Linked DNA regions of Mus musculus: region 1 is linked to region 2. A link is a contact called in ENCODE POLR2A ChIA-PET data. All regions are on one chromosome and are shown on one strand. Each heading gives the region's core, a stretch centred on a gene start or an enhancer-like site at or near the end of the contact. The rest is flanking DNA. Distances are from core to core; before and after follow the strand shown. Region 1 holds the start of Jpt1 (Jupiter microtubule associated homolog 1). Region 2 holds the start of Armc7 (armadillo repeat containing 7).

Evidence for each region. ChIA-PET counts read pairs that join two places held with the same protein, here RNA polymerase II (POLR2A).
Region 1: POLR2A ChIA-PET joins it to region 2 with 34 read pairs in Patski. The contact joins the promoter of Jpt1 here to the promoter of Armc7 in region 2. POLR2A ChIA-PET finds 5 or more read pairs at or near these places in 4 of 5 experiments (Patski and embryonic stem cell).

Annotation. Positions count from the first base shown.
Region 1 is chr11:115,512,536-115,518,023 of GRCm38, forward strand. Jpt1 (Jupiter microtubule associated homolog 1) reads right to left here and starts at 1,858. Exons shown (of 5, transcript NM_008258.2): 1 at 1,685-1,858. The coding sequence starts at 1,740.
Region 2 is chr11:115,473,643-115,479,065 of GRCm38, forward strand. It overlaps Armc7 (armadillo repeat containing 7), which reads left to right and starts at 2,025. Exons shown (of 3, transcript NM_177778.5): 1 at 2,025-2,385; 2 at 2,480-2,623. The coding sequence starts at 2,295. It overlaps Slc16a5 (solute carrier family 16 (monocarboxylic acid transporters), member 5), which reads left to right. Exons shown (of 4, transcript NM_001080934.1): 4 at 1-756.

The DNA.
Region 1 (5,488 bases), core at 608-3,107, 39 kb after region 2:
TGGAGGGCAAGCAGTGGCAAAGGAGGCTGCAAACACGTTGTATTTGTCTCATGTCAAGCACGCATGAAAGGCCCTGGGCTCTGAAATGCTCTACAAAGCCTGGAGCTGAGCTTTGAGTCCCAAAAAATAAAACCCAGATTACACATTGTCTTGCCAGGAACCAGTGTCAGACCAGGAAAAGTTGGCCTCATCACACAAAACAAAAACCCAGGGCTCAATCTGTCCCTGTGTCCTTTGTAACAAATTACCTCATTTGAAGGATGACAACAAGAGGGAGTGACCCAGTCTCCTAGGTCTAATCTCCAGTTCTGCCCCGCCCTGTAAGCGCTGACCCCTTCAGTTCCCTTCCATCACACCAATTCTTTTACTACTTCCTGAAACTGAAAGCAGTCTGTAGCTGCCCCAGCTTCCTCATAAGACTACTCAAGGAGGCTGCTTTTTGTCAGCAAGTTGTCAAGCCCCTGTGAGAGACACTGCTGTTCCACGCTGCCTTCTTAGCCCCACAAAATGGCTCCCTTTTGTGCCACTTGGTCGGGACCCCAAGGCTTGGTCACACTCAACTGTGGGTCATCATCAATGGAAAATACATGGCCAGAGAACATGGAACCAAGCCTTTGGGAAGATCAAAGAGATGCCTGAAAGCCAACTTAAGGGACTGTGTGCCACTAGCTGAGACGATGTAGATGGACTCCCTCCGCTGAACAAAATATCTTCACCAAGTTAAGTGAGGGGTAGGAAACGGGTCCCAGTCCAGTCACAGAGCTCCTCCCAAAATGCAGTGTACTGGGGACAAGCAAGATCCCAGCTTCCAGGAAGGGATACTACATACTACTGGAGAGACAATGGATGGCTCCCTAGCCCCGCCCAAGCACAGACAACCTCCTCCTCCAAGAGAAGCCTGCTCTGGGGTGAACTCATTCGGCCAAAGTCAATGGGAGAAGTAAAGAAGGCGACATGGAAGGGCAGAGGTCCGAGGACCTGAGCGCAGAAAACCCATTTGAGCAGGCTCACGGCCCCGCGCATTCGGAGGTGGGCGTGGGGAGGGGGAGGAGACCCGATCTCTCCTTTGTTAGGCGCAGGGAGGCACTTTGATAAGAGAGCTCCTGTCCAGGGCTGGAAGTGGAGGGAGGGGATGACCAGCCCCGCCCTACCAGAGGTGCACCTGCTGCGCAGACACGGACACCCCGGCGGGCCACCACGAGGAAAAGAGCCTGCAGACCAGCCGGATCAGTGCTCAGATTTGCTCGCAGCGCCCAAGGCCGGGGCCAGCACACGCCCGAGCCAGAAGCGGGAGCGCATGGCCCTCATGTGGGACAATGGGCCCAGGGCCCTGCAGGCTCCTTGGGCTCCTGGGAGACCAAGCCCACCATCCTGGACCCGACCAGTGTCGCCGCGGGTGGCTGAAAGAAGATCCTCCCGCACACTCTCACCGACTCCAACCTGCCGTACGGCAAAGGGCCGCCACCCACAGTCCCCCTCAGCTGTCGTTACCGGGGAGAAATGAATAGAAGGGACGACTGGGGCGGGGCCACAAGCCGAGGCAGTCCTGCCGCACAAAGCGGCGCCCACTCCTTACTCTGCCACCCTCCCCCGGGCGCGAGCGCGGTGCTCCCGGCCCGTTACCACCAACGCCCCGCGGTCCCCACAAGCCCTGGAGGGCTCGAGCCCTACCCTGTCGCCTTACCGGGAGCTGTTCCTGCTGTTAGGGTCCACACCCTTAAAGGTAGTGGTAGTGGTCATGGCGCCAAGGGGCGAGGTAGGCTGGCCCTGAAAACGCCAAGGGGGACTGGGACCAACAGGCGCAGACGACTCCAAAAGCTAAACCACCAGGGCTCCACGAGCTTCTACCGCCGCGGGGCTCGCCGGACTCCCATTTTATAGAGCCAATAGGGCCCACCCTCCACATGCCGCCATTGGGCAATTTAAAAAGATCTCTTCATTTCTATTGGTTAGCTACAGTGCTAATCATAGATCGGCGTCAGGACGGGCTGCGCGGGAGACGGCTCGGCCTAAGCCCCGCCCCCTTCCTGTACAGAGAAAGGCCGCTGTGGTCTCCCCTCCTCCACGCCCTCGACAATCTGGTGGTGCTCAAGTGTTCACGGTCACTTTAAAAAGTTACTTGAGGGGCTGTCGAGGTGGCTCATAAGGAAAAGCCCTTGCCACCCAGCATGACAACCCGTGTTCAATCTCCAGGACCCACAACGTGTAAGAGACCCAACTCTCTTTTTTTTTTTGTAGAACATGATTTTAATATTTTCAACTGTTAATACTCAACAAGCAGAATAATTATTTTAAGATATACTTCGTTATTATGTCTTCATTTCTGATTTTATTAATTTGGATACTGTCTCTGTCCCTTATAGTTAGTCTGGCCAGGGGTTTATCTATCTTGTTGATTTTCTCAAAGAACCAGTTCCTGGTTTTGTTGATTCTTTGTATAGTTCTTTTTGTTTCTACTTGGTTGATTTCAGCTCTGAGTTTGATTATTTCGGATACCCAACTCTTGAACCTCTGACCTCCACGCACCCACGCACTGAGACACACACACACACACACATACACACTACCTAGCTACCTAAATAGAAAGCTACCTCAGCAGGATGTGTCGGCACTTCCCTGCAATGCCTTAACTTGGGAGACTGAGGCAGGAGGATCACTTTGAGTTTCAAGCCAGTCTGGTCTAAACAGTGAGACCCTGTCAAAAAGAAATGAGGGGGAGGCAGAGAAGGAAAGCAGGAAAGAGAGAAGGGATGTCGTGTTAAGGCCATATGCTAGTACTGCAGAGGACCTAGGTTCAGTTGCCAGCACTCACAGGGCAGCTCCAAACTGTAGCTCCAGTTCCCTGACCTGGGCAGTTACATGCAGGCACACACATGTACACAACGTAAATCTTTTGCCAGGCGATGTAGCACATGCCTTTAATCCTTTAGTCCCAGCACCAACTCAGGAGTCAGAGGCAGGTGGATCTCCGAGTTCTAGGCTAGCCAGAGTTACACAGAGAAACCGTGTTGGAGAGGGAATTTTTTTTTTTTAAGGTCCGAGGTGGGGGTGCTGCACACCCCTAATCCCAGCACCCTGGAGGCAGAAGCAAGATTTCTTAGCCTCAAAAAGGGCGGGGGGCACACAGTGGTCTACACCTTTGAACCCAGCACTAAGGAGGCAGAAGAGTCTAGGACAGCCAAAGATGTTACACAGAGAACTCCCCCCCCACCCCACCCCCACCCCCCCACCCACCCACCCCACCCACCCTCACCCCTACCCCCCCGTCTAGGAAAAAAAAAAAAAACAGAAACAAATGAAAAGAATTCCTGGATTAGCCTGCGCTAACTGGATTAGCCTGTGCTACACCATCACCCCACATCCCGCTGCCGATGCTTTAGTACCGTCCCAATGTTTGGTTACACCAGCACTCCTCCCTACTCCTGGCAATATAGGGCAGTGCCACTATGCAGGGTAGATGGCTAACAAAAACCGTAAATCCGCTCTTTAACCTGACCAACGTGTAGGAAATAACAATGTTTTCTCCACGCCCCAAATAAGCCTTCAGCTTTCCATGCTTCTGGGTGGAGATGAATGAGACCTTTCACCACTAGGACAATCTTTCTTTCCTTCTTTCTTTTCTTTCTTTCTTTTTTCTTTTTTTTCTTTTTTTGGTTTCTCTGTGTAGCCCTGGCTGTCCTGGAACTCACTCTGTAGACCAGGCTGGCTTTGAACTCAAAAATCCACCTGCCTCTGCCTCCAGAGTGCTGGGATTAAAGGCGTGCGCCACCACTGTCCAGTTTAGGACAATCTTTTTTTTTTTTTTTTTTTTTTTGAGACAGGGTTTCTCTGTGTAGCCCTGGCTGTCCTGGAACTCACTCTGAAGACCAGGCTGGACTGGGAAACCTAATGAAGCAATCTTAAAGAGTCCGTAACAGAAAAAGTGCTGAAATTCCAGGGGTTTTGTTTTGTTCTCTGTGTTATCTACGTAGCCCTGCTGTCCTGGAATTCCCTTTGTTTTTTAAAATTTTTTTTTTTAAGATTTATTTATTTGTAAGTACACTGTAGCTGTCTTCAGACACACCAGAAGAAGACATCAGATCTCATTACGGATGGTTGTGAGCCACCATGTGGTTGCTGGGATTTGAACTCCAGACCTTTGGAAGAGCAGTCGGGTGCTCTTACCCACTGAGCCATCTCACCAGCCCTGGAATCCCCTTTGTTGACCAGGCTTCCTTTAAGCTCATAGAGATCTGTCTGCCTCTGCCTCCCAGTAAAGGCCCGTGCCAACATTTCTGGGAAAGACTGGAATCTCTTTAATATTAATCTTTCAGCCAGTGGTAGAGCCCACCTTTAATCCCAGCACTCTGAAGACAGAAGTAGGAGAATCTCAGTTCAAGACCAGCCTAGTCTGTCTCAAAAAAAAAAACTTATATAAATAAATAAATAATAAAACAGACAAACAAGAAACCACTTTGATCTTACTCTTTAAGTGCCAATGGTTGGCACATGAGCAAGCCCAAACGATGGTTTGCCCTCAGAGGCTGTTTTAAAGCTGGCTAATGCCTGGTAAGGGGATGGCCTCATCTCTAAAACTATCGGAGCTGCCAGGGACTTGGCAGCTGTTTCCAACTCTTAAGTCATGACTCTTCCACCTGTCTGGGTAAATTTATCCCTGCAACAAATGCAGGCAACACTTGGAGGACTTGGAGGATGGTCTAAAGATCTTCATAGGCAAAGCCTTAGGTGAAAGCATGTAGGCAGCTGAAGGGCGACCTTTTCTCATGACAAACCTAACCCCTAAAAGTAGACGTCTCCCGTCCTGGGTACCCTCAGTATTTCCATAAAACTCAACAATATTCCTCTTCCTGTCGCCTCTTCAGGCAATTGGTTAGTGTTTTCAGCAGTCTTACCAAAATACTCTCCCTCTAGGCTTTCACAGAAAACCAGAATTCCCTTCTCTTTCCAAATATGATCTCTCATGTCTGGGTCAACCCCAGTAGCATAAAGGATACTTCATGTCTAACCTGGAGTCTTCCCATCCTGCCTCCAGCATGGATGTTGGCATTATAGAGGGCTACCCCCTGTCAACTGGACATCCTTTGAGCAATGAAGAGTAATTACCACCTGCTTCTAGTGTGTTGAGTTGTAAGGAATAGGAAGAGTATTTGTTCAGAGTCAGGCAAGATGACTCAGTGGGAAGAGGTATCGCTACCATGCCTGAGAACTCAAGTTCAATTCCCAGGCACCAAATGACGGAGAGAACCGACTCCTTGAGCTTGTTTTCTGACTTCCATCCACACGTGGGTTCAGCCACACGTGCACATATATACACAGATAAAATACGTAAACATAAGCTGGGCATGATGGCACAATTTAATCCCAGCACTCTGGGGACAGAGGCAGGCAAGTCTCTGAGTTCAAGGGCAGCCTGATCTACAAAGCAAGTTCCAGGGCAGCAAGAGATCACAGAAAAATAGTCTTAAAAAAAAAAAAAAAAAAAACAACA
Region 2 (5,423 bases), core at 775-3,274:
TTCTCCGGAATGTGTTGGAGGTATCAACCCTGAGGCAGAAACTGGCTAAATCGGCAGCTGCTGCTAGCCTGAGCCCATGGCCTGGAGCTATGTCCACTTACTCGCTTCTGGTGCTGGTCTCTGAGGTCATCTCTTAAGGCTAGCTGTCATCAGCCCAGGCTTGTCGCAGCAGGGTACTCCAGGGAAGGGGAAAACGGTCTGAATTATATACAAAAACATTCCCTGCCGCACGGGTCATGAACTCTGGACTAAGAAAAGCGGAAACCAGGCCTGAGTAAATTTCCTCCATTCCCTCAGGCTGGCAGGAACTTCTTGGGGTTGTTTGTTGGTTCAGGCTCCACCAGGCTCCAGCAAGAAAACCTTATCAGGAAAATGATTTTATTTTCATGACTGACGCCAGCCATCCTCCTCCACAAGTCCATCTGGCATGAATAAGCATCTTTAGGAGGCGATCGGTTCCTCTAAGGTGCTGTCACGAGTGCCCCCTCATGGTCAAAGGAAGTACTGCAGCCGTGCATTTGCTGAGTTGCTTATGTTCACTGTCTCTAGACCTTGGGTGGAGACGGCTGAGTAGGTAAAGGTGCTGGCTGCATGCCGACAACTTGAGTTTGATTCCTGGGACCCACATGGACAAGGAGAGGCCCCACTACCACAAGTTGTTCTGTGGCGTGCCCATGTGCGCGCACCATACACACACACAAATAAACGTTATTAAAAAAATTTTTTTGGCCTGTATGAGATGCCATCTTCCAATTGAAGTCTGCCTCTCTGTCTAATGTCCCCTACTGCTTTCCGGATCGCAACTCAGAACTGAGCTTGACCCCACCCCCACCCCCCAAGGAAGTTTCTACTCTGAAGGGCAAATGCCAGGGACCTATTTTTCATTCTAACAGAAAACAGAGTTGGGGCTGGCTAACAGGCCCACGTCCAGGAAAAATAGAATCTGTGATCCTCCAGCTAGGAAATTTTCATCACACTTGCCCGTTGGTAATAATGGCATTAATCTGAGGGCAATAAGCAACGAAGAAATGAGGGTGCAAATGTAGTTTAGTCACGTACATCAAACCTTCACTTCCATCTCCAGCCCCACCCATGCCCAGGTGTGCTGTAATCCCAGTTCTTTGGAGCCTGGGGCTTGGAGACAAGATGGAAGCAAAGTCTACTCTTTTGTAGCCAGGATCTGCTTTGGACCATCCCTGGAAAATTTTGAGGGGAGTCTGCAAAGTATTTGTTCTGGAATCTCAAAGGCTCCAGGTCCCCAGGTCTTTGATGTTCTGACTAGTCAGACGCTTGGCCATCTTGAGCTGAGATGTAAGAAGTCTGCCTAGCCTGCTTCTTATAAAACCTAAAGGGCACAGAGTTCTCACGGAGCAACCTTGGTTCTCAAGCATCCAAACTAAGACTAAAACTCTTGCTCTTGGTTGATGTTGGGCATGGATTGATCACTGGAACTTAAACCCCAGAGGTGGGGGCCAGGGAAAGGTGAAGTACACAAACCATTCTGCTGTGATTCAGGTCCCTGGTACCAAACATAGTACATGACCCCTGACCCTTGCCCTAAAAACCCTTACTGCCTCCATCCTCCACCTCCACCACAGCACGGCAAAGCTGGGCCCCTCCCTGACGCTCCTTGTGACCCTAAGATTGTGTTTGGGGTTTGATGGATGTTCTGTTTTGTTACCAGGGTCTTGCCATGTAGCTCTGGATTGCCTTGTAGACTAAACCGTCCTTAAACTCCGTGTTCTGGGATTAAACTACTATCATGTCTAGATGGCCTGAAGATCCGTCTGCCCGGCTGTCAATCCATCCACCATTCTCTCTCTCCTTTTCTCCTCTTTCCCTCCCCTCTCCCTTCCTCTCTCCTTCGACGCATCCCCGCTGCGGCGGCTGCGCAGTGGAGGGTTAAAGCCTCCAGCTCTAGAAATCCGGAGGGAAGCCCAGGAGGCGCCCAGTAACCACGCCCAATCCCGTCCTGGTCCCGCTCACTCCGTTTCCTGGGGCGGGGCTAGAGAGACTTCCGCCCTGAACCAGGAAGCGGTGCAGGGAGTGTGGTAAGGGGGCGTGCCTGCCTTCAGTTCCGAAAAGCCACAGCGTCTCGCCCGGGTTGAATTTTGGTTTTCAGATCCGGCTCAGACAGGATCCTGAGACCCCTGGCCACCCCCACAGCTCATCCCCAGCTGCAGACGCGGATCTCAGGACAAGACTGGGTTTGCTGCCGCTCTGTCGCCGCCGGGACAGGTCAGGATCCAGGCCTTGTGGCCTCTACCGGAGCTCCCAACTCCGCCGCCCCAGCCATGGCACAGAAACCCAAGATAGACCCCCACGTCGGGCGGCTAGGCTACTTGCAGGCGCTGGTCACAGAGTTCCAGGAAACCGAGAGCCAAGGTAAGAGGTGTAGCGTGGGCACGAGGGACCCAGGAGGGTTCTGACGGCAGCCGCCGCCGCACAGGTCCGACCCCAGGGCTGCTTCCCATTGCAGATGCCAAGGAGCAAGTCCTCGCCAACCTCGCCAACTTCGCTTATGACCCGGGCAACTACCAGTACCTACGGCAACTACAAGTCCTGGACTTATTCCTTGATTCTCTGTCGGAAGAGAATGAAACCCTAATCAAGTTTGCTATTGGTAAGAGTTAGGCTGCCCCCAACCCCCGTGCCCGCGCGCCTCCCCCCAAGTTATAGACTAGAGCGACTTGAGAGTCAGGCATGCCACTCGCCTATAAAACTAGCATTACGGGAGGCTGAAGCAGGAGGATGGTTGCGACTTGGGGGCCAGCCTGGGATTCAGAGTAAGACACTGTCACTAAACAAACTAGTGTTTGGGATGGGATCTCATCTAGGGCAGAGCTGCCGTGTGTGGACCACCTACCTTCTCCTCCTCCACACATTATCGGGGTCACAGCTCATTCCAAACAAGTCGTGTCTTTCTTCCTCTTAGAAAAGAGATAATAAGTGAGGAAATGGGGTGAAACCTCTTTGAAAGAAGTTTAGTTTTTTGTTTGTTTGTTTGCTTGATTTTGATTTTTTTGAGACAGGATTTCTCTGTGTAGCCCTGGCTATTCTGGAACTCACTCTGTAGACCAGGCTGGCCTTGAACTCAGAAATCTGCCTGCCTCTCTGCCTCCCAAATGCTGGGATTAAAGGTGTGCGCCACCACTGCCCGGCTGGAGCTTGCCCTTGTATTGTTTACTGTCAAGAGGTGCAAAGGTAGCTTAGAACTCCTATAGTTGGGTTATTGTAAGGCCGTTTGAATTATTCAAGGTAGACTCTTTTACATTTGCTGTGTAGGTGTGTGTTTGCATGTGTGTGTGGATGAGTGTGAGTATGCATGTGCACCAGGCTGTATGCATGAAATTTGTCAAGAGTCAGTTCTCCCCGAGTACAGTGGTACATGCCTTTCATCCCCAGTACTGGGAAGACAGAGGTAGGTAGATCTTTCCGAGTTCCAGGCCAGCCTAGCGTGAGTACTGAGTTCTGGACCATCTAGGGCTATGTGGTAAGATGTCGTCTCTAAAAACTAAGGTAGTCGTTGTTGTTGTGTTCTCCTCTTCCAGTTGCTAAGGGAAGATCTCTGTGCCTTCAGAGTAGGGCAGTGCACTCCATAGCTGGGCCGTGAGCCTCCAGCTAATGGGGAGAGAGTGCTGGGGTTCCAGATGCTCGACACTGCATCTGGTTTTCTTATGTAGGTCCCTGGAACCGAATTCAGGTCATCAGAATTGTGTGGCAAGCTCTTTTACCTACTAAGCCATCTCCTCTGCCCCATGATAGATAGTCATTATTGGGCACCCTATAAGGAAGGTACTGGCCCAGGTTCTGAGGAGATGGTGAACAGGTTGGGGATTGTATTCTGGAAGGGGAGCTAGGTGGCGAATAAAACAAGCAAAGTAGAGATAAACAGGAACTCAGATGGAGCCATAGGAGGTGTGTCACGCTACTTACGCTACTTCCATTTCAGCCATCTTGGATATGCGATGTAGACAAAGCAGCTAAGCAGGAAGCTGTTAGAGGGAAGCTGATGTGTTAGAGGGAAGCTGATGTGTTAGAGGGAGGCCGATGTGTTAGAGGGAAGCTGATGTGTTAGAGGGGAAGCTGATGTGTTAGAGGGAGGCCGATGTGTTAGAGGGAGGCCGATGTGTTAGAGGGAAGCCGATGTGTTAGAGGGAAGCTGATGTGTTAGAGGGGAAGCTGATGTGTTAGAGGGAGGCCGATGTGTTAGAGGGAGGCCGATGTGTTAGAGGGAAGCTGATGTGTTAGAGGGGAAGCTGATGTGTTAGAGGGAGGCCGATGTGTTAGAGGGGAAGCTGATGTGTTAGAGGGAAGCTGATGTGTTAGAGGGAGGCTGATGTGTTAGAGGGAGGCCGATGTGTTAGAGGGGAAGCTGATGTGTTAGAGGGGAAGCTGATGTGTTAGAGGGAGGCCGATGTGTTAGAGGGAGGCCGATGTGTTAGAGGGAGGCCGATGTGTTAGAGGGGAGGCTGATGTGTTAGAGGGGAAGCTGATGTGTTAGAGGGAGGCTGATGTGTTAGAGGGAGGCTGATGTGTTAGAGGGGAAGCTGAAGTGTTAGAGGGAGGCCGATGTGTTAGAGGGAGGCCGATGTGTTAGAGGGGAAGCTGATGTGTTAGAGGGAAGCTGATGTGTTAGAGGGGAAGCTGATGTGTTAGAGGGAAGCTGATGTGTTAGAGGGAGGCCGATGTGTTAGAGGGGAAGCTGATGTGTTAGAGGGAAGCTGATGTGTTAGAGGGGAAGCTGATGTGTTAGAGGGAAGCTGATGTGTTAGAGGGAGGCTGATGTGTTAGAGGGAGGCCGATGTGTTAGGGATATTTTAAGTGAAGAGGCGGATGGAACAGAAACTAGAAATTAGAGGGATTGGCACGGGAGCTTTGGATCTAGGTCGTGGGAAGAAGTTGAGCATTTAAGAACAAACAAGTTCTTTCAGCACATTAAAAGGTTCTTTTAAAAATAAACTTTCCTCATGTAGTACAAAAGGAACCCTAGGTGCACTGAGAAGGAAACTGTCCGTAAGAGTAACTCAGGGCTCAGTGATGGAGGACCTGTATCATGGTGCATGTACCACGTGCCTAAGGCTCTGTGCGTCCGTCCTCAGCATTGCAAGGAGATAATTCCAATATTGTTTAATATTTAGCTATGCAAAATTTCCTAACAATGCCCTAAAGAACATTCTTTTTTATTAATGAGGAAGGACAGGGCATTTGAGGTCTCACTGTGTAGCCCTGGCTGGTCTGAAACTTGTCTGCCTCATGGGTGCTGGGATTAAAGGTTGTTCCACCATCCCTGGCTTTCAGAGGATACTTTGTAGAGTAAGTTCCTCTGCCATGTGGCTCCTGAGGATGGCGGTCAGGTCGTGAAGCTTGGTGGCAGGTCCTTTACTCATTGAGGCAACCTGCAGACCCAAAGGGACATTTTT